2 separate regions of the Homo sapiens genome follow, and region 1 is linked to region 2. The links are chromatin loops, found by intact Hi-C in ENCODE. Cell type or tissue: HCT116. All regions are shown on one strand.

What was found. A loop is a pair of places that touch in the nucleus more often than their neighbours do. Peaks named below come from ENCODE experiments on the same cell type or tissue, not always from the same donor. Only the 100,000 strongest peaks of a DNase experiment are listed, where the experiment ranks them.
Region 1: a loop joins it to region 2, with 7 times the contacts of the local background. A loop is called at or near these places in 6 of 110 quality-filtered maps.

Annotation. Positions count from the first base shown.
Region 1 is chr17:40,354,212-40,356,711 of GRCh38, reverse strand. RARA (retinoic acid receptor alpha) reads right to left here. Exons shown (of 9, transcript NM_000964.4): 7 at 2,206-2,410; 8 at 1,291-1,449; 9 at 1-703. The coding sequence ends at 486. Among named protein-coding and RNA genes, the nearest start is that of GJD3-AS1, 7.4 kb to the left of the region's middle. RefSeq lists a silencer at 1,550-1,619. In HCT116, a CTCF peak has its summit at 1,520 (motif pointing right); no DNase peak of the experiment used is centred here.
Region 2 is chr17:40,012,590-40,015,089 of GRCh38, reverse strand. PSMD3-AS1 (PSMD3 antisense RNA 1) reads left to right here and starts at 449. Exons shown (of 3, transcript NR_198981.1): 1 at 449-536; 2 at 731-852; 3 at 2,286-2,500. In HCT116, a CTCF peak has its summit at 1,179 (motif pointing left); a DNase peak (open chromatin) is centred at 1,159.

The DNA.
Region 1 (2,500 bases), 340 kb before region 2:
GTTGGTATGGCAGGGTATGTACAGGGGGAACCCCCCGCCCCTGTCCCACCCCCTCTGTCACCAACCGAGGCAGGGGGGAGGTTGAGGTTCCCCAGCTGGGGAGCAATGGCTTGTGAGTTCTGAGGATGGGGGAGCCAAGTCCTGGCGTTTGCTGGTGATGAAGATGTGGTGAGCTGGGCAGAGGGGTGTCTTGATGAACACGAGGCCCCCAGGACCCATCCTGAGACCCAGGACCAGGGGCCTCACTCAGTTCCTGGCCTCGGCCTCTGACGTCAGCCCAGGCTGTGGGAGCAGGCAGTCCACTGAGGGCCCAGGCCTCTGTCCAAGGAGTCGCTGCCTCCTCCCTCCCCGTCCCCCAGGGAAGGTCCCCAGTACTGCCCGGGAGGGCAGGTGGGGGCAGGGCTGGTGCGGGGTCACATGGTCGGTAGAAAGGCAGAGAAAAGCCGGGGCGGAGGGCGAGGGCTGTGTCCATGTGGCGTGGGCGGTCACGGGGAGTGGGTGGCCGGGCTGCTTCTGTTGGAGCTGGGGCTGAGGCTGGGGCTACAGCTGCCTGGCGGGGGGGCCAGGCCACCCCCGTCCCGCCCCCCACCCCCCGGCTGTCCGCTCAGAGTGTCCAGGCCCTCTGAGTTCTCCAACATTTCCTGGATGAGAGGCGGCATGGAGCCCGGGATCTCCATCTTCAGCGTGATCACCCGCTCAGCCCCTGCAGGAAAGGAGGGGGCAGAGGTCAGCACGCTGGGCCAGCCCTCCCACCCCCAGCCCCAGCAAGCCTGGCTCGAGGTGGGAAGATCAATACTGCTGATATTAGCATCTTTCTTGGGATTCAGTTCTTTGACACGAGCCAGCTCTCTTAAGCCCCCAGGTCCAGAGGCTGGTGGCAATGGGGCAAAGTGGTCCCGAACTCCGGCTCCAGGGCCAGACTGCCGGCCTGGGCTAGACGCCAAGCCCTTCCTTCCCCTGTGCTGTGTGCTAGGGATCATCCCGACCCCTCTGTAAACACGAATGTTATCCCCGCCCTCGGAAGGGAAACTGTAGCTAGGAGCTGTTGAGTGACCCACACAAGGACACACACCCACGTGTCTGGTTCCAGAGCCACGATCTGAACTACCACACAAAGGTGACACAGGCGGGCCACCTCGGCAAAGTGGAGTCACTAGGGGACCTCAGCCTAGACACAGATGGGGACAGGTGTCGTATTGTCCTGGCACAAAGACATGGGGTGCTGGCTTGGATGTGGGGGCCTGGGCCAGGTGTCGGGGGCCGGTACCCCTCCAGGTCTGTGAGCCTCACCCTTGGCGCTGATGCTTCGCAGGTCAGTAATCTTCATTAGCATCTTGGGGAACATGTGGGGGCGGCTGGGCCTCCGCTTCCGCACGTAGACCTTTAGCGCCTCCAGCAGCGGCTCCTGCAGCATGTCCACCCGGTCCGGCTGCTCCAGGTCCTGGCGGTCTGAGGAAGCAGAACCACCCCCTGAGCAGCTGGGAACACAGCTGCACCCCCAGCCTCGGCCACCGGGGGGCGTGCCTGCCCAGGCCATGGAGGAGGGCAGCTCGCAGGCGCCTCCCCACACAGGGCAGGGCATGGGGTCTCTGCTGCCGCAGGGTACAGAGGCCCTTAAAAGGGAGCAACGGGAGCTGAGGGTGAGGGGGTGCCCCAAACCCTCCCTGAGCCCAGTTAGTGGGATGGGACCCCAAATGGGCAGTGCCATCCTCAAGCAGGGAGAGGGTTCCCAGGCAGGCTCCCACTCCCCCCTGTTATTCTGGAAACCAGATGAAATGGCAGAAATCACAACAATAAAATAGCAACTAACAAGCACTGGAGCTCGCTCTGGGCACCTGCACAGTATCTGTTACCACCGTAATCCTCCCATCAACTTCATGAGCTAGAGACCGTTACCGCCCCCACTGTACAGAAACGGAGGCCCAGAGAAGTTCAGCAACCTGCTCAGGGTCATGCATCGGCCAGGAGGTGACCCTGGTTGGTCCGACCCTCAAACCCTCACTCTTAACCTCCCTAGAAGGGGTGTTGCCCAGAAATCGGGAACAGGAGTCCAGGCCCCACATGGCCCCCTTGCTGTGTAGTTGCAGACCAGACCCTGCCCTCTAGAGATACCTAACAGAGGTGGCCTGAAAGAGCTCCCTGGAAGAGACTCCAGGGCTGCACCCCCGTCCCAGCCCAGCCCCCAGACCCAGGCCCCCTGCCCACCTCCGCAGATGAGGCAGATGGCGCTGAGCAGCCCCGTCTCCGCATCATCCATCTCCAGGGGCAGCAGCTGGTTGGCGAAGGCAAAGACCAGGTCGGTGAGGGGGCCGAAGCCAGCGTTGTGCATCTGGGTCCGGTTCAGGGTCAGCCCGTCCGAGAAGGTCATGGTGTCCTGCTCGGGCGTGTACCGCGTGCAGATCCGCAGGATCTGGGTGCAGAGGATGCTTGGGTTCAGGGACTGAACCCGAACCCACTCTGAGCACTCGGCACCAGCACTCCGCACCAGCACTCCCGGAGG
Region 2 (2,500 bases):
TGAGTCGGGGTCTCCCTCTCTGCTCTGGCAGACTTGCGGGGGCAGTGTCCTTTGCCCCTCTCCTTTGGGATTCTCAAGCCTGTCCCCCAAGCCCCCAAATTCTAAGAGAGAAAAAAAGAAGCTGGTTGCTCCCATTCCTACCCCCAAACTCTCCGGAGGCTGCCTGTCTGGGAGACCTCCTGAGCCCCTACCTGAGATAAGGACATTGGGTCTTGGCTGCTGTGCCCACCCCACACTTGGATAGGCACCATCGAAAGTTCCAGGCTGTCCTGTCCCAAGTTGATTAGCTGGGAACTCCCCCAGAAACCCCCCCGCCCCCCATGACTCATTCGGCTAAAGCCCCTAGAATCCCGGTAGAGCCAGAGGAAACCGGATGTCTGTCCCGAATGAGGCAAGACCCTTCGAGGCGATTGGCTCACCTGACCTTCACCTCCTCGTGCACGACCCTGACAGTAGGGTCCCCAAGGGCTTTGGAACTGCGGGATTGGGACACGTGACTTCCCTGGTCATTCACCTTGAAGTGGACACGGGCTGGGGTGAGAGAGGGGAAACTGCCCCATCTTCTCATCTTAGAACCATGCAGCGTTAATGCTGGAAGGGACCTTGGAGTCGATTCCAACCCCGTGAACTGGGCCAGGGAAGGAAGTGCCTTGCCCAAGGTCATGGTAAGTGACAGAATTACAGCCTGGGCCTCTGGCTCAGACCTGAACGTTTTCTTTTTCTTTTCCAGATGGAGTCTTGCTCTGTCGCCCAGGCTGGAGTGCAGTGGCGCGATCTCGGCTCACTGCAAACTCTGCCTCTCGGGTTCACGCCATTCTCCTGCCTCAGCCTCCCGAGTAGCTGGAACTACAGGTGCCCGCCACCATGCCCGGCCAATTTTTTGTATTTTTAGTAGAGACGGGGTTTCACCGTGTTAGCCAGGATGGTCACGATCTCCTGACCTCGTGATCCACCCGCCTCGGCCTCCCAAAGTGCTGGGATTACAGGCGTGAGCCACCGTGCCCGGCCTAGGCCTGAACGTTTTCTACAGGCCACAAGGCCTGCCTGGGGCAGTCTGACTGACCACACCCAAGACTGTCACCTTCTGTCCTAATTTACCCCAGCGTGCCAAGAAACAGACATCTCTGGATGAGAAGTGGATGTGGTGACTGGATGGGGCCATCTCTGGTGCTTGGGGGCCCCCTGGTGGTCACCAATGGCAGGGACGTCTGATCTCACACACTGATCTCACACACTGTTATCTGGTCCGCGGTCCTGCAGCTCCGCCTTAGCTCTGTGGCTCAGCACCTTGCACTGATGTGGCCCAGCTCTGTACCCAGCTCCCTGGGAGTAGAGGGTGGGTTTTTGTTGTTGTTTTTTTGAGATGGAGTTTCGCTCATTGCTCAGGCTGGAGTGCAATGGCACGATCTCGGCTCACTACAACCTCCGCCTCCCTGGTTCTAGTGATTTTCCTGCCTCAGCCTCCCAAGTAGGTGGGATTACAGGCATGCACCACCATGCTCATCTAATTTTGTATTTTTAGTAGAGGTGGGATTTCACCATGTTGGTGGTCAGGCTGGTCTCGAACTCCTGACCTCAGGTGATCCACCCGCCTCGGCCTCCCAAAGTGCTGGGATTATAGGCATGAGCCACTGCACCTGGCCTTGAGGGTGGGTTTTTAACAGGACCATGGAAGGCAGGAGCTCCACATTCTTAAACATGTTGCCTGGCAACTATTGCATTGCACACCTCTTATATGTCAGGCACTTTTTTTTTTTTTTTTTAAGACAGAGTTTGGCTCTTGTTGCCCAGGCTGGAGTGGGTGGAGTGCAATGGCACGATCTCGGCTCACTGCAACCGCCGCCTCCTGGGTTCAAGTGATTCTCCTGCCTCAGCCTCCTGAGTAGCTGGGATTACAGGCATGCTCCACCACTGCCCCCACAGCCGGCTAATTTTGTATTTTTAGAAGAGATGGGCTTTCTCCATGTTGGCCAGGCTGGTCTCACACTCCTGACCTTAGGTGACCCGCCCGCCTCGGCTTCCCAAAGTGCTGGGATTACAGGCATGAGCCACTGCGCCTAGCCATATCAGGCACCTCTTATTACACTTTTGTCAATTTTTTTGCGGAGGGGAAACAGGGTCTCAGTCTGTCCCCCAGCCTAGAGGGCTGTGGTACAATCACAGCTCACTGCAGTCTTCACCTCCCAGGCTCAAGCGATCCTCCCACTTTAGCCTCCCGCGTAGCTGGGACCACAGGCACGGACCACCATGCTCCGCCAATTTTTGTAATTTTTTTTTTTTTGCAGAGAGGGCATTTCATCATGTTGCCCAGGCTGATCTCAAACTCCTGGGCTTGTGTCCGAAACTGGTGAGTGCTTGGTCTCACTGACTTCAAGAAGGAAGCCGCGGACCCTCGCAGTGAGTGTTACAGCTCTTAAGGTGGTGCATCTGGAGTTTGTTCCTTCTGATGTTCAGATGTGTTCGCAGTTTCTTCCTTCTGGTGGGTTCGTGGTCTCGCTGG